Regions from separate parts of the Homo sapiens genome. Here region 1 is linked to region 2. Evidence: chromatin loops called from intact Hi-C (ENCODE). Cell type or tissue: GM12878. All regions are shown on one strand.

Evidence for each region. Peaks named below come from ENCODE experiments on the same cell type or tissue, not always from the same donor. Only the 100,000 strongest peaks of a DNase experiment are listed, where the experiment ranks them.
Region 1: a loop joins it to region 2, with 2.7 times the contacts of the local background. A loop is called at or near these places in 1 of 110 quality-filtered maps.

The regions. Positions count from the first base shown.
Region 1 is chr7:17,150,939-17,155,938 of GRCh38, reverse strand. The region is part of intron 1 of LOC107986772 (a long non-coding RNA gene); the gene reads right to left. All of the region lies in intron 7 of LOC101927609 (a long non-coding RNA gene), which reads left to right. Among named protein-coding and RNA genes, the nearest start is that of AHR, 150 kb to the left of the region's middle. In GM12878, no CTCF peak of the experiment used is centred here; a DNase peak (open chromatin) is centred at 3,007.
Region 2 is chr7:17,400,126-17,405,125 of GRCh38, reverse strand. All of the region lies in intron 1 of LINC02888 (long intergenic non-protein coding RNA 2888), which reads right to left. Among named protein-coding and RNA genes, the nearest start is that of LINC02888, 28 kb to the right of the region's middle. In GM12878, no CTCF peak of the experiment used is centred here; DNase peaks (open chromatin) are centred at 2,075 and 2,685; H3K4me3 peaks cover 1,107 bases; H3K27ac peaks cover 1,867 bases.

The DNA.
Region 1 (5,000 bases), 250 kb after region 2:
CAATTGAGCCTTTTGTTCCCTGTACTAGTTTGGAAGTCATATACTCATTATTTAAGTGGTTACCCTACTGTTTTTTATAATATTTTTATTGAGATTTAATTCACATACCATAAAAATTAACCACTTGAAGTTTACAACTCAATGACTTTTATTATAGTCACAGAGTTATTCAACCATCACAACAATCTAATTTTAGCCCATTTTCATCACCCTAGCAAGAAACCCTATATCCATTAGCAGTCACAACCACAGTCCTAGGTAACCACTAATCTATGCTCTATCTCTTTAGGTTTGCCTACTCTTGACATTTCATATAAATAGAATCACACAATATGCAGTCTTGTGTAACTTTTCTCTTACTATAGTGGTTTCAGTCAACATAATGGACAAAGTTCATTCAAATTATAGTATATATCAATACTTCATTCCTTATGTCCAAATAACATTCTATTGCACAGATATGCATGTGCTATCCACAGGGGCTCCTGAAACCAATCTTCCCACAAATATCAAGGGAGGATTGTATTAGCATTTTAACAATGTTAAGTTTTCTTACCTGTAAACATAGGATGTCTTTCCATTTATTTATGTCTTCTTTAATTTCTTTTGACAATGTTTTATGGTAGTTTTCAGTTGACAAGTATTGCATTTCTTTTGTGAAATTTAATTATAGTTATTTTATTCTTTTGTGTGCTATTGTAAATGGAATTGCTTTCTTAATTTCATTTCCTGATTGTTAATGTAGAGTTGTCCCTTGTTATCTATGAGGAATTGTTTCTAAGACCTCATGTAAATACCGAAATCAGTGGACACTCAAATCCTAATATAAAATGGGATAGTATTTTCATATAACCTATGCACATCTTTTCTATATCTTAAGTCATCTCTAGATTACTTATGATACCTAATACAATGTAAATATTATATAAATTGTTGTTATACTATTTAGGGACCAAGAAAAATTCTGTACATGTTCAGTACAATTTTTTTTCAAATATTTTCAGTCTGCAGTTGGTTAAATCCATGGATGTGGGACAGGGGCTGAACACATTTATATGAGAAATACCACTGATTTTTGCATATTGATGTATCCTAAAACCTTGTTGAACTTGTTTGTTAGTTGTTAGAGTTTGTTTTATTCCTTAGGATTATTTATATACAAGGTCATGTCATCTTCGATTAGAGATAGTTTAATTTTTTCCTTTCCTATCTAGATTCCTTTTATTACTTTTTCTTGCCTAATTTCCTTGGATAGAACACCTAGTACTGTCATGGATAGAAGTGGAAAGAATAGGCATCCTTGTCTCGTTCCTGATCTTAGGTGAAAAGCTCTCTATTTTTCACCATCAAATATGATGACAGCTATGGACTTTTTCATAGATTTTATGATTAAGAAAGGTCCTTTCTCTTAGTTTGTTGCACACTTGTACATGAAAGGATATTTTGTTTGTCAAATGCTTCTTATTGATCAATTGACATGTGATTTTTGTAATATATTCTATTACATTGATTTATTTTGGGGTGTTAAACGAACCATGGACTCCTGAATAAATCTCACTTGGTCTTGATGTGTAATCCTTTTGTGTATGTGTTGCTACATTCATTTTGATAGTGTTTTGTTAATGATTTTGCACCTATATTTTAGGAGATATTGATTTGTCACTTTCACTTTCTTTTCTCATGATGCCTTTTCAGGTTTTGTATTAGGGTAATATTGGCCTCATAGACAAAATTGGAAAACATCTTCTGTTTCTTGGAGAGTTTGTTGGGGATTGGCATTAATTCACTTTTAAACGTTTGGTAAAATTCACCAGTGAAGTCATTTTTGCCTGTACTTTTCTTTGTGGACAGGTTTTCAATTACTAATTCAATCTATTTCTTATTATAGGTAGATTCAGATTTTCAGTTTCTTGAGTTAGATTCAGTAGTTTGTGTCCTTCTAGGAACTTGTCCATTTCATCTATGTTAACTCATTTGTTAGCATTCAATTGCTCAGAGTATTCCCTTATAATTATTTTTAAAAATTGCTTTAAGGTGGTAGTGACATCCTATCTTTTCTTCTTGATTTTGGTAATTTGGTTTCTAGAGCTAAGTTAGCTCTTATAAGAAATGGGAAACACTGTAGTTGATTCATCATTGAGGAGTCTGACATCAGGTCAAAATCTTATGTGTCATCTCTCAGAGCTGACTATAGACAATTACAAAGATGTTGAAAGTAAACGTGGTAAAATTACAAAGATGTTGAAAGTAATCATGCCAAAACATGGCATGGTCCACATGGCAAAAAATGGCGGGGGTGGGGGGCGCCTTTTGAGAAACCTTTCTTATTACATTCCATCAGCTGTTTTTCATTTATTAAGATTTTGTTGAACAGATAGTACAGAGAGCTCCTATATATTCCATCACTTCTTACCTCCCCAGTTTCTCCTATTATTAACATCTTGCATTAGTGTAGCACATTTGTTACAACTGATGTTACAATCAGTGGAACAATATTGATACATTATTAACTATGGCTAAAATCCAAAGACTCAGTAATACCAATACTGGTGAGGATTTGAAGTCCATAGTTTGCTTTAGGGTTCATTCTTTGTGCTGTACAGTTGTATGTGTTTTGACTAATGTGAAATGCCACGTATCTACCATTATAATATCACATAGAATAGTTCCAATGCCCTAAGAAATCTCCTGTGCTATAACTGTCATCCCTCCCCCTGAATTTCTGAAAAACACTAATCTTTTCTCTGTCTCTATATATAGTTTTGCATTTCTTACAATGTCATGTAGTTGGGAAGATACAGTATATAGCCTTTTTATACTGGCTTTTTTCACTTAACGATATGCATTTAAGTTTCCTTCATGTCTTTCATAGCTTAATAGCTCATTTCTTTTTATCTCTAGATAATACTTATCTTAGTTCATCTTGTGCTCTTGTAACAAAATACCACAGACTGGGTAATTTATAGAGAACTGAAACTTATTTCCTCACAATTTCAGAGACTGGAAAGTCCTAGATTAAGGGGCTGACATCTGGTGGCCTTGTTGCCAAGTCATCCCATGGCAGAAAGCAGAGGGCAGAGAGAGGGCAAGAGAGAGACGCAAGGGGGTTGAACTCATCCTTTTACAAGGAATCCATGCATGCCGGCAGAGCTCTCATGGCCGTATCACCTCTTACAAGTCCCATCTCTTAATATTGTTACAATGGCAATTAAATTTCAACATGAGTTTGGGAGGGGACAAACATTCAAGTTATAACAATATTTCGTTGTATAGATAGGCCACATTTATCTGCTCACCTATTGAATGACATGTTGGCTGCTTCCAGTTTTTGGCAATTGTAAATGAAGCTGCTATGAACATTCACATGCAGATTTTTGTGTAGACATAACTTCAACTCATTCATTGGTTTATTTATTTATTTTTTTGAGACAGGGTCTTGCTCTGTCACCCAGGCTGGAGTGCAGCAGCGTGATCACCGTTCACTGCAGCCTCGACCTCCCTGGCCTTAACAATCCTCCCACTTCAGCCTCCTGAGTAGCTAGGACTGCAGACACATGACAGCAAGCCTGTCTAACTTTTTTTATTTTTTTTGTAGAGACTGAATCTTGCCATATTGCCTATGCTGGGCTCAAACTCTTGGACTCCAGCAGTCCTCCTGCCTAGGCTTCCCAAAGTGCTGGGATTACAGGCATGAACCACTGTGCCCAGGCTTCAACTCATTTGAGTAGATACACAGGAGTGTGGTTGCTGGATCAAATGGTGGGACTGTTTACCTTGATTAAAAAAAACTGCCTGTCTATGCCATTTTGCATTCCTACCAGTAATAGGAATTACAGTCCCTGTTTACTATATATCCTCACCAGCATTACCTGGTGTTATCAGATTTTTGGATTTTAGCCATTCTAATACATATATAGCCATATCTTGTTTTTATTTGAAATTTCATGAAATAATTTTGAACAACTTTTCATATATTTATTTGAGATATACCTTTTTATCTTCTTTTGTGAGGTGGTTGTTTAGGTCTTTTCCCCATTTTTAAATTGAGTTGTTTATTTTCTTATTGAGTTTTAGGAGTTTATATATTTTTGTGTATCTTGCCTATAAGTTGATCTATAGTCTTCTCATCCTCTTAATGTTAACCACTGAAATTTCCAGTGTTTTTGAGAACACATTTAAGAGTAAAGCTTCCCATGTTCTGTTCCAAATAAAGTCAGTTCCCCTAGAGAGAGCTATGGAGTTCCCTCTTCCTACATGCTGCTGTTTGCCTTCGGGAGGAAACTCTGCACCACTTCTCCTGAGCTGGGGGTGGGGACAGTGGCTAGCTTCTCTTATAATGATACCCCCGGCCAGGCGCAGGTGACTTATGCCTGTAATCCCAGCACTTTGGGAGGCCGAGGCGGGTGGATCACGAGGTCAGGAGTTCGAGACCAGCCTGACTAACATGGTGAAACCCCATCTCTACTAAAAATACAAAAATTAGCTGGGCATGTTGGTGGGTGCCTGTAATCCCAGCTACTCAGGAGGCTGAGGCAGGAGAATCGCTTAAGCCCAGGAGGCAAAGGTTGCAGTGAGCCGAAATCATTCCACTGCACTCCAGCCTGGGCGACAGAGTGAGACTCCATCTCAAAACAAACAAACAAACAATCAAAAACACCAAAACAATACCCCTCTGACAGTTCACAGGCCTGGGACTTGAGTCTCTGGTCTTCTCTGCTAGCTTCTTCTGACATGAAATCTCTGCTCTCACTAATGAGCTGGAGCAGGAATGATTAGGGTTTGGTATTCTCAGTCTTCCATGGCTGGGCCAGCACTTCCACCTTGTGAGTGGGAAATGGGTACAGGGAGCCCAAGATCTATCGGCCATGCTGGCCTAAATAGAGATTCTACAGCTGAGAGCCTGGGAGTTGGGGCAGTGAGAAATGCAAGTGGCTTGTCAGGGAGAGACCACTCTCCTGGACAAGAACATGGGGAAAAAAAGAGCCCAGTTTTCTAGGTTA
Region 2 (5,000 bases):
AATGCTATCCCTCCCCTAGCCCCCAGCCCCCGACAGGCCCCGGTGTGTGATGTTCCCCTCCCTGTGTCCATGTATTCTCATTGTTCAGCTCCCACTTATAAGTGAGAACATGCGGTGTTTAGTTTTCTGTTCTTGTTTTAGTTTGCTGAGAACGATGGTTTCCAGCTTCATCCGTGTCCTTGCAAAGGACATGAATCCAGCAGCACACCAAAAAGCGTATCCACCACAATCAAGTCAGCTTCATCCCTGGGATGCAAGGCTGGCTCAACATATGCACATCAATAAACGTAATCCATCACATAAACAGAACCAATGACAAAAGCCACATGATTATCCCAATAGATGCAGAAAAGGCCTTCAATAAAATTCAACACCCCTTCATGGTAAAAACTCTCAATAAACTAGGTATTGATAGAACATATCTCAAAATAAGAGCTGTTTATGACAAACCCGCAGCCAGTATCATACTGAATGGGCAAAAACTGGAAGCATTCCCTTTGAAAACTGGCACAAGAAAAGGATGCCCTCTCTCACCACTCCTAGTCAACATAGTATTGGAAGTTCTGGCCGGGGCAATCAGCCAAGGGAAAGAAATAAAGGGTATTCAAGTAGGAAGAGAGGAAGTCAAATTGTCTCTGTTTGCAGATGACATTAATCTATTTTTAAAAAGGGGTGCCAGCCCCTCTTAGAAGTTTGCCTGTTGCTTAAAATCCTATCCATTACTGATTTTATTACACTCCTGCTTCAAATTTGATTCATTTGCTTATAATTACTGGCGAATAAATGGCTAGGTGCCACTTTCAACGGCAAGCTTACAGTTCTGTAGAAGCTATAAAAGTCAACTTCAGAACAGCTGCCGTAGGATGGCTTGGGTTGGGAGGTTCTAGAGCTATAAGTCACTTCACCACCAGAATGCCAGATCAAGGGTCTGCTTTTTAGTTGCACCCAACAGACAGGAAGCAGGCTTATCAGTGACTCTTTAGCAATGGCTAATAAAGAAGATAGCTTAGATGTGGAATCTCAAACAGCTGAATTCACAGTAGCAGAGAGTAGAATGGTGGTTATTAGGGGAAGGGGCTGGGAGAGAAGAAAGGGAAGGTGCTGGTCAAAGTGTATAAAATTTTAGGTATGTAGGGTGAATACATTCTAGAGATCTAATGTATAGCATAGTGACCATAGTTAGTAATACTATATTATATACATGAAATTTGATAGGAGAGTATATCTCAAGTATTCTCACCACACACATACACAAGGTAACTACCTGAGAAGATGGGTATGTTAATTAGCTAACGATAGCAGTCATTTAACTCTCTATATTAAAACATCCTGCTGTATACCTTAAATATATTCACTTTTTTTGAAACAGGGTCTCACTGTGCCACCCAGGCTAGAGTGCAATGGCACGATCAAAGCTCACTGTAGCCGTTATTTCCCAGGCTCAAGAGATTTCCCACCTCAGCGCTCCCAAGTAGCTGGGACCAAAGGCGTGCGCCACCACATTTGAGTTTTTTTTTTTTTTTTTTTTTTTTAAGTGGAGATGAAGTCTCGCTATGTTGCCCAGACTGGTCTCAAATTCCTGAGTTGAAGTGATCTTCTTGCCTCAGTCTCCCAAAGTGTTGGGATTACAGGCATGAGCCACCACACTTGGCCTGAAAATATTTTGAAAACTTTAAAAATAAAAAAAAAGAAGATAGCTTGGGGCCACCCTGAATATCGTTATGAGACTCACCTCTGTATGTTTTATAGTAAAATATTATTCATTTTACTCATAAATCATGTTCAAGTGATATTTGAGTGGAAATGTTTTTCTTTCAGCAAATTCAGAGGTAATATCAAGGAGCATGATCTGGAGAAGGCAGCGTGGGTCAAATACTAAAATCTGGACTTACTGTCTCAGCAGTTGGCAAGCAACCAAGGTGAAGCTAGTGCTGTGGAAAGTCCCCAAAGGACCAGAGCAGATATACTCAGTGTCCTTTACCTCTACAGCTCCGCATTTTCAAACTCCCCCACTTGTCCTTCAGTCCATCCTCTAAATACTGTTCTTTCTCAGCTTGTGTTCTCACTCATCATCTCTTCTCATGCCACCTGACCTCCTTATGTGAGGTTCTTGGCATCAGTCATCAGATTTACCCTGACAACTCCCACGGATACATGATTAGCTCTGATATCCACCGGGGTTTAAAGAACTGTTGCAAATTCTTCCTGATTACCTCCTCTTAAAGGCACCTCAAATTCAATGTGACTGAAACGGAGCTCTTCCCCTGTATATCAGCTGTCAGTTCTCATTGCTTCAGCACCTAGTAAATTCTCTCACCAGCTCACTCCTTTCAGACTACTCCATAAAATCAAGAAAAGCCTAAAATGGCCAAAAACTAACCTATCCTGCATAATCATCGCTTGTAATTTTGCCCACAACTTCAGTAGTTTGACGTAAAAGATGTTCCATTCTTTACCACTGAGTAAAGAAGTTAAAAATGTTCCGTAATTTCGAATTCCTCTTTGTTCTAAGACTTTACTCTCACCTCCGGGTTCACAGCTAAGCTCCCCCATGACTGATACCGCTGAAAGTCTTGTTTCAACAAAACATTCATGTATATGTAAAAAATAAATCATCTGACAAATTGAGAATTGCTCAATTTGAAAAACAGATTCAGTGATAAAGACAGAGGTCAATATTAAACCTATGAGTAAGGTAAAGAAATGGGCGGGAAGAAAAATAACCCCAAATCGTTGACTTCCCAGAACCCAGAGGCTAATAGGACTCTCACTTCCTGCTTGAGGTGAAAGCAAGCAAAGGCACCTCTGTTCCTATCTTGTCTTGGTCAAAAGATAAATATGAATTATTATTCTTTTCTTTTTTCATCAGTAAAGAACTTTCCATCACCCTTTTGGCAACTTTCTGCACCAGCCACTTCCCCCTCATAACTCCAGTCAACCGTTCTCACATCTGAGAAAAATAGGTGGAGGATATTTCCAGGAGCCTCTGTTGCTGAGGTTGCCCACAGTCAGGTAAAAGTGGGAGAAATTTCTGAACCACCAAAAACCTGTTCCTGAGAGACAGAAGTAGAAAAAACTTACACATATTTTTAAAAAAGAGAAGTTGAGGTGTAGGGGGATGGTGACTCAATAAAACTTCCTCCCATGATAAAATAAAGTAAAATAAAATAAAGTGAAAGTGTCTGCCACTACATTCTCAGAAGCCAAGCGTAGTCTTTTTATAGCCACCTCAGGGAGTATCTTCAGGATCTCCAAGCATTTAGATATTCCCAACTTCCACATATTTAGCACCTGGGGTGACAGGAAGGGTGTGTTCAACTCCATTAGCAGTATCCTTTGGAAAGGAAGCTGGGTGCACTCTTTCAGAACTGCTTAACATTTCCCTTTTAAAAAGATAGATCGGTAGAATTTAGTGAATTTTCCATATAGCTTAATTTCAATTCCATGTAAGAGCAAAATAACAAAATGGTCATATTTCTTTTATATTTGCTTTCTTCTTTTCTGAGCAGTTGGTGAGAGAGAGGTTGGTTTCTGGGAAGGTGATAATTTGGAGTCTTATTTTTTTTCTGCCCATTTCATATTATAGATTTAATATTGGCTCTGGATCATTGAATGTATTCTTCAAACTGAATGATGCTAGTGAGATGACTTCATTTATACATACATTGATACTTTATTTAAAGGCTCATGTTTTGTTAAGTTCTGTCTTAGGAGAAAATGACCCATGCTTTAAATAGTAGTACGTATGCTTCAGGAAAAAACATATGGTCATCACAATCTCACCATCTACTCTACCTGCTGAGATGGATGTTGGTTTAGGCATCCAGGTTCAAGCTCTGATTTCTATGTTTCTCAAATTTTGTTGTGTAGATGTTACATAATAGATGAAAGGGAGAAAAAGACTTCAAATTAGTCCACTGTGACTTGATTGCTTTGGACTGGAAAGGGCAGAGGGTCAGTAAATAAACAGAAGAGCTGCTTCTGTGCAAAGAGAAAGAGGACAGAAGCCAATGTGGGCTGCACTAAGAGTGAGCTTGAGTCAAACTGAGCAAAGGGAAGGCAACTCCTTTTCTGGTGAGACAATTATAGGAGTCTCAGGGAAAGAAGATTTTAGGAAGTATTTCTCTGCATCAGAAGTAGAATGTTCCTCTAGAATTTTTCAGGACACCTCATTAGAGATTTAAATTGCTTTCAGTTGCTGTTTGTGGGTATTGTACTGTCTCTTCGATTGCTGTAGGATACTGAGGTGGGCTCTAAAGGAGTAGCAAAAGCTCTGCCTGTTTATGGCTCAGTCCCATCGCAGTGGGATTACATTCTCCTTAAGAACTCAAGACACTTGAAAGTCACGTCAACATTTTAGGCCCTGCCTGTACTGAGTTAAATAATTTATTTCAACATAATTTGTTACTTTCGTTGTTATTATACTCGTATTTATTATTAAGTGATTATAATGTAGAAGGAATTGTGCTAAGTGTTATGCATGAGGTAATTTGATTAATCCTTCTACAATCTGAGGCTGGTGCTATTTTTATCCCCATTTAAAGACTGAGGACACTGAGACACAGATTTGACAGTCTGGCCAGTCCTACAGCAAATACGTGCCTATGCCAGGGTTCAAATGGAAGATGCCTGACCTCTAAGTCTAAGATTTTAGGCTTTGACTCAAAGGATCTGCTCAGCTTATGTGCAGAACTCCTAAAAATGAAACCATAGAGACAATTTTGAATTTAGAGTTATAAAACTCACACTTAGGTTTTTAAAAGCACAGTCATGAATAATATATCCTAAAATCCTGTCTTTAAATGGACTGGACTAGTTTTTCACAGGGAAAGTGATATTACTGTCCTCTGGGGGAAAAGTGATACTTTGATCTCATCACTAGAACTTCCTCCTAAAAGGATATGTCCAGAAAGGAATTAGAAGTTGAAAATGTTTCCTTTTACCTTAAGACTATTCCATACACCCTTCTAATTAAATAGGATGATTTTATGTTAAAAGGT